Linked DNA regions of Homo sapiens: region 2 is linked to region 1. A link is a loop called in an ENCODE intact Hi-C map of the cell type or tissue named here. Cell type or tissue: ovary. All regions are shown on one strand. Each heading gives the region's core, and the rest is flanking DNA. Links, peaks and the distances in the headings are about the cores only. Region 1 holds the start of LOC124901103 (a long non-coding RNA gene). Region 2 overlaps AFAP1L1 (actin filament associated protein 1 like 1).

The links. Peaks named below come from ENCODE experiments on the same cell type or tissue, not always from the same donor. Only the 100,000 strongest peaks of a DNase experiment are listed, where the experiment ranks them.
Region 2: a loop joins it to region 1, with 12 times the contacts of the local background. A loop is called at or near these places in 13 of 110 quality-filtered maps.

The regions. Positions count from the first base shown.
Region 1 is chr5:149,327,775-149,333,149 of GRCh38, reverse strand. AFAP1L1 (actin filament associated protein 1 like 1) reads right to left here. Exons shown (of 19, transcript NM_152406.4): 16 at 3,320-3,484; 17 at 277-455. It overlaps LOC124901103 (a long non-coding RNA gene), which reads left to right and starts at 3,008. Exons shown (of 2, transcript XR_007058989.1): 1 at 3,008-3,221. In ovary, for the core only: no CTCF peak of the experiment used is centred there; no DNase peak of the experiment used is centred there.
Region 2 is chr5:149,272,389-149,277,763 of GRCh38, reverse strand. The region is part of intron 1 of AFAP1L1 (actin filament associated protein 1 like 1); the gene reads right to left. Among named protein-coding and RNA genes, the nearest start is that of AFAP1L1, 3.2 kb to the right of the region's middle. RefSeq lists enhancers at 4,305-4,844, 4,845-5,375. In ovary, for the core only: no CTCF peak of the experiment used is centred there; a DNase peak (open chromatin) is centred at 5,293; H3K4me3 peaks cover 360 bases.

The sequences.
Region 1 (5,375 bases), core at 256-5,255:
TCCAAGGCCATTTCTAAGATCACCTTTAGGGTAAAAAGTCAAATGGTGCTGCTGTTGTGGAGACAAGAACAGGCCAGAAACCAAGAGAAATTGCTCCAAGAGTCCTCTTCCTAGCTGTGCCACCCATGGCATGCCCTTCACCTCTTTGGACTTCAGTTTTCTTGTCTGTAAGTGGGCATAACCCCTACCTCCAAAGAATGATCATGAAGAAGAGATCTGTAGTGAGTGGAGGGACATAGGAGTAGCTGCCCCTGGCATGGAAGGGCCTGGACTCACCCCACTCTTGGGCTTGCTGCTCACGGAGAGCCCCAGGGCTGGCCCTCCTGCCAGGGACTGCTGCAAGCGCTCCTTCACAGCCACCAGCTTCAGCTCCAGGTCAATCCGGCGCTCCTCCTTTGCCCGACACTGAGCTTCCAGGGTGGCCACGGCTTCTTCCAGAGCCTTTAATTTTGCTCCTGAATCAAGAGACATTGATAAGAAAAAGCTGAACCTGACCTGAAATGTCAGGGAATCTGGCAGGGCCTCAGGCCTTTGTCTGCCCCTCCTAGAGGGCCCTTCCAGCCCCCAGTCTTGGTTAAGAGATGGACTCTGGGTTTGGGGTTCCAGCTCCATACTAGGATTCCAGCTCCATAATGAGATGAGGTCTCATTATGTTCTTCATATGTCTGGTTCCTATTTCACCATCTCCTGGAAATAGCACTCTGAGTTTTCGTTGGGAAACCACCTTCCCCCTCTCATTCTGTCTTTTTTTTTTGAGACGGAGTCTCGCTCTGTCGCCCAGGGTGGAGTGCAGTGGGTGATCTCAGCTCACTGCAACCTCCGCCTCCTGGGATCAAGTGATCCTCCTGCCTCAGCCTCCCAAGTAGCTGGGACTACAGGCACACGCCAGCACACCCAGCTAATTTTTGTATTTTTAGTAGAGATGGGGTTTTGCCATGTTGGCCAGGCTAGTCTCAAACTGCTGATCTCAAGTAATCCACCAGCCTTGGCCTCCCAAAGTGCTGGGATTACAGGCATGAGCCACTGCACCTGCCCCACTACCCCCATTCTCTTTAGTTTGAGTGGGGCTGACTCTACTTCTAGTTCCAGGGTTTGGCACATAACTTAGGTCTGCCCCATAATCACAACTCATCTTCTGGTGACAGTGATTGGATTAGGGATGAAAGTCGGACCAATCAGAGTGAATCCAGAGGGCTCTGCGGTGGTCATTGGGAGGAGAAGCTCTCTCTGCTTGGGTTGGCTGGGAGGGCTGGCACTGTGCAGCCATTGTGGCATCACAAGGGAAGAATGAAACCAAAGGAGAGAAGGGTAGAAGCATGAGTGTGAGAAATAAGCTTCCTGGTGACATCATTTAAGTCCCTGGACCCCACTACACCAGATCGCTCAATTTTCCAATTACATCTTCTTTCATTTCTCTGCCAGTTTAGCTTTGGTTTCTGTTACTTGTAAACAAGTGTCATAGCAGGGCTTTACAGACACCAGAGTTTTCAGTAGGATTTGCTGCTTATTCAATTTTTTTTTTTTTTTCTTGAGACGGAGTCTCGCTCTGTCACCCAGGCTGGAGTGCAGTGGCGTGATCTTGGCTCACTGCAAGCTCTGCCTCCTGGGTTTATGCCATTCTCCTGCCTCAGCCTCCTGAGTAGCTGGGACTACAGGCACCCGCCGCCACACCCGGCTAATGTTTTGTATTTTTAATAGAGACGGGGTTTCACCGTGTTAGCCAGGATGGTCTCGATCTCCTGACCTTGTGATCTGCCCACCTCAGCCTCCCAAAGTGCTGGGATTACAGGCGTGAGCCACCGCACCCAGCCTCAATTTATTTTTATTTTTAAATTTTCTTTAAAAATTTTTAAAAAATTTTCTTTCTTTTAGAAAAATAGAGATGAAGTCTCATTATGTTGCTCAGGCTGGTGTCGAACTCCTGCACTCAAACAGGCCTCCTGCCTCGGCTTCCCAAAGTGCCAGGATTACAGGCATGAACCACGGCACCCAGCCCACTTTTTTGATTTAATCTAACAAACCTATATTAGTACCTTTCTCATGCCAAGTGCTGTGTTGGGTCTTACCAGGTTTAAAAATCAGTTCCATTCTTTGCCCTGAGGGAGGCTGTGCCGGAGGGTTTTCCAGTAATGTTGAACTCTTTATATTCACCATTCACCATGTATTTAATGCATGGTGCAAAATTTAAAAAAAAATTTTAATGCAAAAATTAAAAAAAAATTTTTTTTAAAAATGCTTACCATGTATCAGGCATTGTCCTTGGCCCTAGATATATCAGTGAACAAAGCAGGCAAAGATCCTTGCCCTTATGGTGCTTATATTTGTGTGTCTGTGGCAAACAATAAATAATAAATATAATAAATAATCTGATATGTTACACAGTGGTAGTGCCATAGGGGAAAAAATTGAGCAGGACAAGGAGAGTCAACTTGCTCCAAATCCTGGTTCTGACTCTCAGAAAATTCTTTATATGGAAACCAAACTGCCTTCCTGTGCCTTCCTCCTATTGATTCTGGTTCTTGGCCACACAGAACAAGTCTTCTCCTTTAAACCAGAAGTTCTTAATCTGAGGTTCATGGAGTCTTAGGCAATCTATGGATAGGCTCCACAGGCAGCCACATGAGCTCCTGAACTTTTTTTTGCAGCATTGTGAACTGTGGTGTTTCTTCTTAGGAAAGCGTCCATAGGTCCACCAGATTCTCATAGGGCTACATGTTTGTGGACATGTTATATAGAAACAGGACTTCTGCTCCCTCCAGCATGTGAAGAAACCTTAGGCTTAAAGTGTGTCAAACTACAGTTAGAGAGAATGCAAAGGAAACACAGCAGAAAATAGGGTGTGGAGAAGCCCAAAGCAGGCAGGGCCTGCTGAGGTCCCTGGGTTTCAGAAGAGGATCCTGGGAAAGTGTCATGTCCATTATTCCCTGCACTAGGACCAATGTCTCACATATATCTGTGAATGAATGAAGGTGCGGTTCAAAATGACATCTCTTATTTCCTTGATTCTAAGGCACACTTCTGTGCTTCATATTTCTAAAATCAGGTTGCTTCTTACTACATTAAGTGTATACATTATTGTGATGCTTTTTCATCCTCCAAAACAAGTTATTAAATTGATGGCACTTTCTTTAATTGGGAGGAATGATGATGATAATGATGAAGAGGAGAAGAAGAGGAGGAGGAGGAGAAGGAGGAGGGGAGGAGAAGCCCACTTCTCTTGGGTAAGAAACCAGGTGACTTGTGCAAGAGACCTCCCTTTACTGTACCCAAGGATGAGCTGGCCACCCATAGGTGCTCAGGACCACACCCACATAGGTACCTGGGCTGCTCCGAATGGCTTCCTTCAGTTCCCTCTTCTCCTGTCTCAGTGCTATCAGCTCTGTCCGAATCGTCTCTTTCTCTTTCTCCAGCTTCTCTTTTTCTACCAAGTACCTCCGGGCATCCTCCTCGGCTCGGTTCTTGCCATACTTGTATTGATTGGCACCTGCAGAGATATGGGGAAGGGAAAGGCCCTCAGTTCTGACCTCTGGCAAAGGTACTTGTGTGGTGTCAGCTTCTCTTTCAGCCCCAACTTCTCCATCTATGAAATGGAAATATTTAGACCTAGTCCCTTAGATATATTTAGTGTGAATCCTCTAAGGAAATAAGAAGCAAAAGGGAGGCCACAGGGCACACGGACTAGGAGCAAGGCCTTGGAACAGACAGTCTGAGATTTGGGCATTTTTGACCTTCAGCTGGTCAAAGGTTGTGTGACATTAGGCAAAAGTGACTGGTAGTGTGACATTGGTTGTGTGACATTAGGCATAAGTGACTGGTAGTGTTCTTCTGTGCCTTTCCCCCTTGACCTTAGTTTCCTTATTTGTAAATAAGGATACAGATACAATTTACCTCATAGAGTTGTGGTAAGGGTTAAATGAGATGATTAATGAAAAGCACTTAGTATAGTACCTGGCAAATAGTAAGGGTTAGATAATAATGATAATATTATTAAAAAACAAATTTGTGATGTAGAACATACTTTGGTTTTAAAAGAGCATATTTTATAGTCAGTTTTCAGATATCTATAAGTCAAGGAGACTGTTCCATGTAACTCAGATCTCCAGAGATTCTAGACTTTGGACTACAGTCAGGCATTGTCCATTTTATTACTGGGGAAGGGGTTGGGGGAGCGAGGAACCTGGTGTTCTACTGCAGGTTCAACACTATGATGGACAATAAAAACAAATAATTATGGCAAAAATTATTTATTATTTACTACACACAAGGAACTATATGCTGAGCCATTCACTTGCATTTCCACTTAGTCATCATGAAACTTATTTTTTTTATTTATTTTGAGACAGAGTCTCGCTCTGTCACCCAGGCTGAAGTGCAGTGGCGTGATCTCAGCTCACTGCAACCTCCACCTCTGGGGTTCAAGCGATTCTCCTGCCTCAGCCTCCCGAGTAGAGTAGCTGGGACTACAGGTGCCCGCCACCATGCCTGGCTAATTTTTGTATTTTTAGTAGAGATGGGGTTTCGCCATGTTGGTCAGGCTGTTCTCGAACTCCTGACCTCAAGTGATCAGCCTGCCTCAGCCTCCCAAAGTGCTGGGATTACAGGAGTGAGCCACTGCGCCCAGCCCACAAAACTTACTGTAATTAATTTTCTTTTATTGTTGAGGAAACTGAGGCACACAGAGGTTAGGTCCCACTGCTAATGGTGGCAGAGCCGAGGTTAAACCCATGTCTCCATGTCTCTCTGACTCCAGGGTCCATGCTGTGCAATACTGCTCTAGCTGGGCCAAGGCCATAGTTCAACCTCTTAGGGAAAGTTTTACTTTTTTTTTTGTGCGCTATACAGAGGCGCACACAGCTTTATATAAGTCGGTGCAGAATAATTCCTGCAGTTTATGGATAATTGGGGGTCTTGTCTAGCCAGCTGCTGCAGGGATTGCAGTGGTCACCCAGTGACCCATGCAAAAATCTGTTCCTGACACAACTACCTGCAGTTCAAGCCTGATCATAAATACAGCATGGAGGGCCTTCTGGCTTTCATTGTTACTGATGAGAAGTCAGCTGTTAATGTTACTGGGGTTCTCTTATACATGATGACCTGATTTTCTCTTCTGCCTTCAAGATTTTTTCCTTGTCTTTGGTATTAGCATTTTTACCATGATGTCTCTTTTGTAGATCTCCTTGCCTTTATCTTACTTGGATTTCACTGAGCTTCGTGGATGTATAGATTAATGTTTTTCAATAAATTTGGCAAGTTTCAGCCATTATTTGAATATTTTTTATGCTCATCTGTCTGTCTCTCTCTCTCTTCTCCTTCTAGTACTCCCTCTACACATATGTTTGTGCACTTAATGGTGTTCCACAATCCTCTGAGGCTCT
Region 2 (5,375 bases), core at 296-5,295, 55 kb after region 1:
GGGTCAGAAAAAGTGACTGCCCAAGGTCATACAAAAAGTTGCAGTCAAAACTCAAACTCAAATTTGTCCATTCTCTGAACCACTCAGCTCCACTGGGTCCCAACACTGACAAAGATGACCCATGACATATGTTTGGATCAAAAAGATGATTCGAATATGGATAAGGGTTCCTTTCAAAAGACCATTACCATAGAAGGAGTAGGAAATGAACTTGGATGTCAGGGAAGAGGTATGTCTGCATGGAAATTCACAGCCTTGGGGACAGAAGTTGGGTCTCAGGTCACTGCAGGGGGAGGTCATCATATGGATTAGCTACAGGCTGCCTGGTCAATGGACACTGTAGGGAAGACATGGCCTTCCTAATTTGGATCTCAAAAGCTGGTTCAACGGAGGCAAGACACAGGCAGAATGGATTCTCAGATCATCTGTTGAGCAATGAAAATCTCATTTCATGAAAAGAAGAGCATCAGATTATTTCTTGAATTGCCCAGTAGACAACATGATCTCCCCAAGAACACAGAACGCAGCAAAAGAAATTCCTGTCTTGGGTTCAATTCAACTGCAGTAGTTGAAAAAGAACCAGTTGTGAAGGGGAAAGGAAAGGAACCTTGAGGGAAATAAATCACTCCACATGAGCCTGGGAGATCAGACATAATGTTGGACATTAAGAAGGCAAATTTTAAAAAATCAGAAAAAATTCAGACCATAGCCTTAAAGAGATGGTGATCCAAGAAGAATGAAAAGTTCACAAAAGCAAAACTGTGATGACATAGCCACAGTCAGTAGGCTTGAATAGAGAGACTATATAACAGAAAATGAACATTTCAGTCACTCAGCAATGTCATTTGGACAGTGGTCCAGTTATTGAAGGTCATAAGTGGATTTCCAAGAGATAAGCACCATAAGGGATCACTGTGATACAAACAAGATTATAACCTGTTCCCTGTCTTTGAGTTGTACACAAAGCTGTCTAATTCAGTATTTAAAACAGAGCAGGGACTCAAAAAGCAACATCAGAGTTGGAGTAGCTTGTGGAAGAAGCAAGTGAAGTTCTGTAAAGCAGTCTTATTAATGGTGAGTGTGGGAAAAAAAAATTGTAATTACTAAAATAGCCAGCATTTATTGAGTGGATCCCCTATGCTAGGTATTATTTGTAGGTTATTTATAACAAATCCAAGAAGTAGGTGCTATCAGTATCATAATTTATCCTCATCTGCGGGTGGTGCCATTTGCTTTAGATGTATGATGTGGTAGACAGGGACAGAGAGCTAATTAACTTGTTCTGTAGAAGGCGGTGTCCATAGACATTGGCTTTACCTGATGGTTGATTCTCTTGTGTGGTATTTGTGAATCAGAAAACCCTCTGGAAGGATTGCCATTATGATATAAGTGGTTTCTATGTTTGTTACTGTGCTTTATGAATCCTTTTCTCTCCCCATGGGAAAACACATACCCTGTTGGAAGAGAAATTCTACTTTCGGCGTTTGTTTCCATTCTCAAGTCACTTGACTTTGATGCTGAGCTTTTTATGCTCAGCAAATTCACAGCAATTGCTGTGAAATATCTGAATAGTGCAGCTTAAGTGCCATGGAGATGTCTGGGGCCTGAAACAGGAAGATTTGGCATCTAGGTTCTGCTCTAAGGCTTGGGCAGGTCACCTGCCACCAAGGAGGCAGTCAGCAGCAAGCTTAAGATCAGGACTTTGATATGGAGACAGCTGGGTTTGAACCACAGCTCTGTGTCTCATATGGAGAATGAATGAGCAAATTAATGTCAGTGACCTAAGCTTGTTGTTATGGACTGAATTTTGTCCCTCCCAAATGCATATGTTGAAGCCCTAACCCCAAGTGTGACTGTATTTGGAGACAGGGTCTTTATGGAGGTAATTAAGGTTAAATGAGGTTGCAAGGGTGGAGCTCTAATCCAATAGGACTGGTGTCCTTAGAAGAAGAAGAGACGGCCGGGCATGGTGGCTCACGCCTGTAATCCCAGCACTTTGGGAGGCTGAGGCGGGTGGATCACGAGGTCAGGAGATGGAGACCATCCTGGCTAACGTGGTGAAACCTCATCTCTACTAAAAATACAAAAAAATTAGCTGGGCATGGTGGTGCACGCCTGTAGTCCCAGCTACTCGGGAGGCTGAGGCAGGAGAATGGCATGAACCAAGGAGGCGGAGCTTGCAGTGAGCCGAGATCCCACCACTGCACTCCAGCCTGGGTGACAGAGTGAGACTCTGTCTCAAAAAAAATTAAAAAATGAAGAAAGAGGAAAGAAGGAAGAAAGAAGAAGAAGAAGAGGAAGAGGAAGAAGAAGAAGAAGAAACACCAGAGATCTTTCTCTGGATGCACAGAGAAGAGGCCACGAAGGGACATGGCAAAAAGTGTCCCTACAAGCCAGGAAGAGAGGTCCCACCCGACACTAACCCTGACTGCACCTTGATCTTAGACTTCCAGCATCTGGAACTGTGAGAAAATTAATTTCTGTTGTTGCAGCCACCCAGTCTGTGTATTCTGTTATTGCAGCCCTTGCTGGCTAATACCCTGGCTGAGCCTGCTTTCCCCTGAGGTATGATTCATGATAGTCCCAGCTCATAGGCCCCATCCTATGGGTTGTTCTGAGAGGAGCCACATAAGAAGCTGAGGACAGTGCCTGGCACATGGCAACAGTTTGATGATTTCAGTTATTATCGTGAATACCAATGTGTGGTTTTCTTCCCTAGTCAGCTGGGCATGACAGTCCCATCTCTCACATGGTAGGCAGGAGGCTGAAATGAGACCTGTGCTTCTTAAGCCTTCCCTGATGACAGAAGAGAGTGCACACCTGCCTGGGAACAGGGGTACAAGAAAGGTCTGCTGGAATACTTTTTTTTTTTTTTTTTTGAGACAGAATCTTGCTGTGTCGCCCAGGCTGGAGTGCAATGGCTCGATCTCGGCTCACTGCAACCTCCACCTCCCAGGTTCAAGCGATGCCTCCTCTCCTGTCGCAGCCTCTCGAGTAGCTGGGATTACAGGCGCCCGCCACCACACCCAGCTCATTTTTGTATTTTTAGTAGAGATGTGGTTTCACCATGTTGGGCAGGCTGGTCTCGAACTCCTGACCTCAAGTGATCCACCCACCTTGGCCTCCCAAAGTGTTGGGGTTATGGGCGTGAGCCACTGTGCCCAGCCTGGAATACTTGAAGTCTCATGTTTTATCTTAAAAATGCATGCAGATTTTTCATTCTGATTCATAAACGGTTGTGTTTGCAATTATTTATCAGAGTAGAGAACTGAGGAGCCAGACAGTTAAACTGATCTTGTGTGCCCAGCCACAAGACCACTTTACTTGAGATGGCCTTTGTAAGTCACCAAGAACTGATCTGAGTATACTTAGTACTATTCTCAAACTGATTACTTGTACAGCAATGTTGATTTTTAAAAAGAGAATACTACTAAGTATTGCTGTACAAGTAATCAATTCGAGGTGCACTATAAAGTGTGTTGTATTTTACTAATTAAACCACTGTTGGAGCTCCTCACTGTGCACTATGTGCCAGGTGCAGTGTCAGCAGATTGATCACAATAGATCCACTCCTTGCCTTCCTGAAGCTTACTTCTGGGTAGGGAGGCCGACACTAAAGAGTCAGATAACTATGTCTATAAAGTTGTGACAAGAGGTGTAAAGAAAGATAGCAGGCTAGAAAAGCCTGCAGGGAGAGAGCAGGTCAGAGCCCTCCTAGGCTCTCAGCACCAAGGGATTCCTGGGAAGTCTGACTTCCTAGGAAGAGTGCTCTGGAGGCAGCCTTCTGACGTGGAGGTTGTTGGTTACCAAGCATTTAAAGTGAAGTGAACTATTGTCACTCTGTCTTAGGATGACACAGTGCACTTTCCACAGGCCTGGGTAGGCCTAGGTATGGATTTTTGTACTGGAGATCAGACAGGTTGGTATTTAAAAACTGGTGGGGAGTGGGGGTGGTGGAGAGGTTGGGGAGGTGGCGGGCGACTAGGAGTGTGAAGGGGAGGGGGGATGGTGGTATTTGCTTTAGACGCATTATGCAGGAGGTGGGAACAGCAGGACTGAGGGGTGTGAGAGGTGCCTCTTCTCTCTGTTTTTCCTCCCTGATGTACACTCTTCACACTTGCCTAGAAATCAGTTAACAGGTGAGAACTGCTTTACAAATCTAGGCCTCAGTTGCTAAAGAACCAAACAGAAGCCCACTCTCTTTCCTGCCTGCCCTTCCCAGTCCCTGAAGGAGAAGGTGAATGCAGTATTCTCTGTTGGGGAGGGGCAAGTGAGGAGGTTGAACTGGAAGCCAGGAGTCCCCTCTGGCCCTCTGAGCTCGCCAAGCCTGACTTTCCGTTTAACAGGAGTAAGGGAGGTTACCCCACACCTGCTCCCGGCTCATCCCTGCCCCAGTGCCTGCTAATTGCTCCCATGCCCCTGTTCCCTTCTTTTTTTCCTCCCTTCGGGGGCTCAGCACAGCAAACAGGCAGATGGGGGAGAGGTGTGAGATTATCGTGGGGAGGGGAATGAATTTTCCATTATTAATAACAGCAACAACAACAACACTTCGCCTGTTGGCACAGCACTCACTAGTTTATCTAGTGCCGTCACACCTGTGATCTCTTTGGATCCCAGAGGTGCAGACTGAAACCCTGGGGTTCTGATTCCCAGCCTCTGACACTGTTCACATGTCCAAGCAGGCCACTTCTTTACAGACACACACATGCCCATCTGGCCATTGCCAAAGGCCATGTCTAGACCTTTACTTAAAATGTGCGCTGCCGGGCGCGGTGGCTCACGCCCGTAATCCCAGCACTTTGAGAGGCCGGGGCCGGCTGATCACCTGAGGTCAGGAGCTCCAGACCAGCCTGGCCAATATGGTGAAACCCCGTCTCTGTTAAAAATACAAAAATTAGCCGGGTGTGGTGGCGCATGCCTCTAATCCCAGCTATTCGGGAGGCTGAGGTAGGAGAATCGCTTGAACCCGGGAGGCGGAGGTTGCAGTGAGCCAAGATCGCGCCACTTCACTCCAGCCTGGGCAACAAGAGCGAAACTCCGTCTCAAACAAAACAAAACAAACAGAAAAAAATGTGCGCTAGCCCCCTACGAATGCTGCCCTCTCGGCTTATGTCAATCTCAATTTCAGTAAGTCCCCTCCACTTCTGTGAAACGTCTACCAAATACACTGGAAAAGGGTCGGCAAGGTGCCTTGGAGACCATCTAGTCCAACTTTGTCGCTGGTCCAGAGAGAAGGGCTGGGCCGAGGACACAGCTGGTGCGGGATAGAACCACCCCCGCCTCCTCCCTCCCTGGCGCACACATGCATGCACACGCGCGCCTGCTCACGGCGCTCCTCCTTCTCGCAATGCCCTAGGCAGCTGCAAACTTCGGTC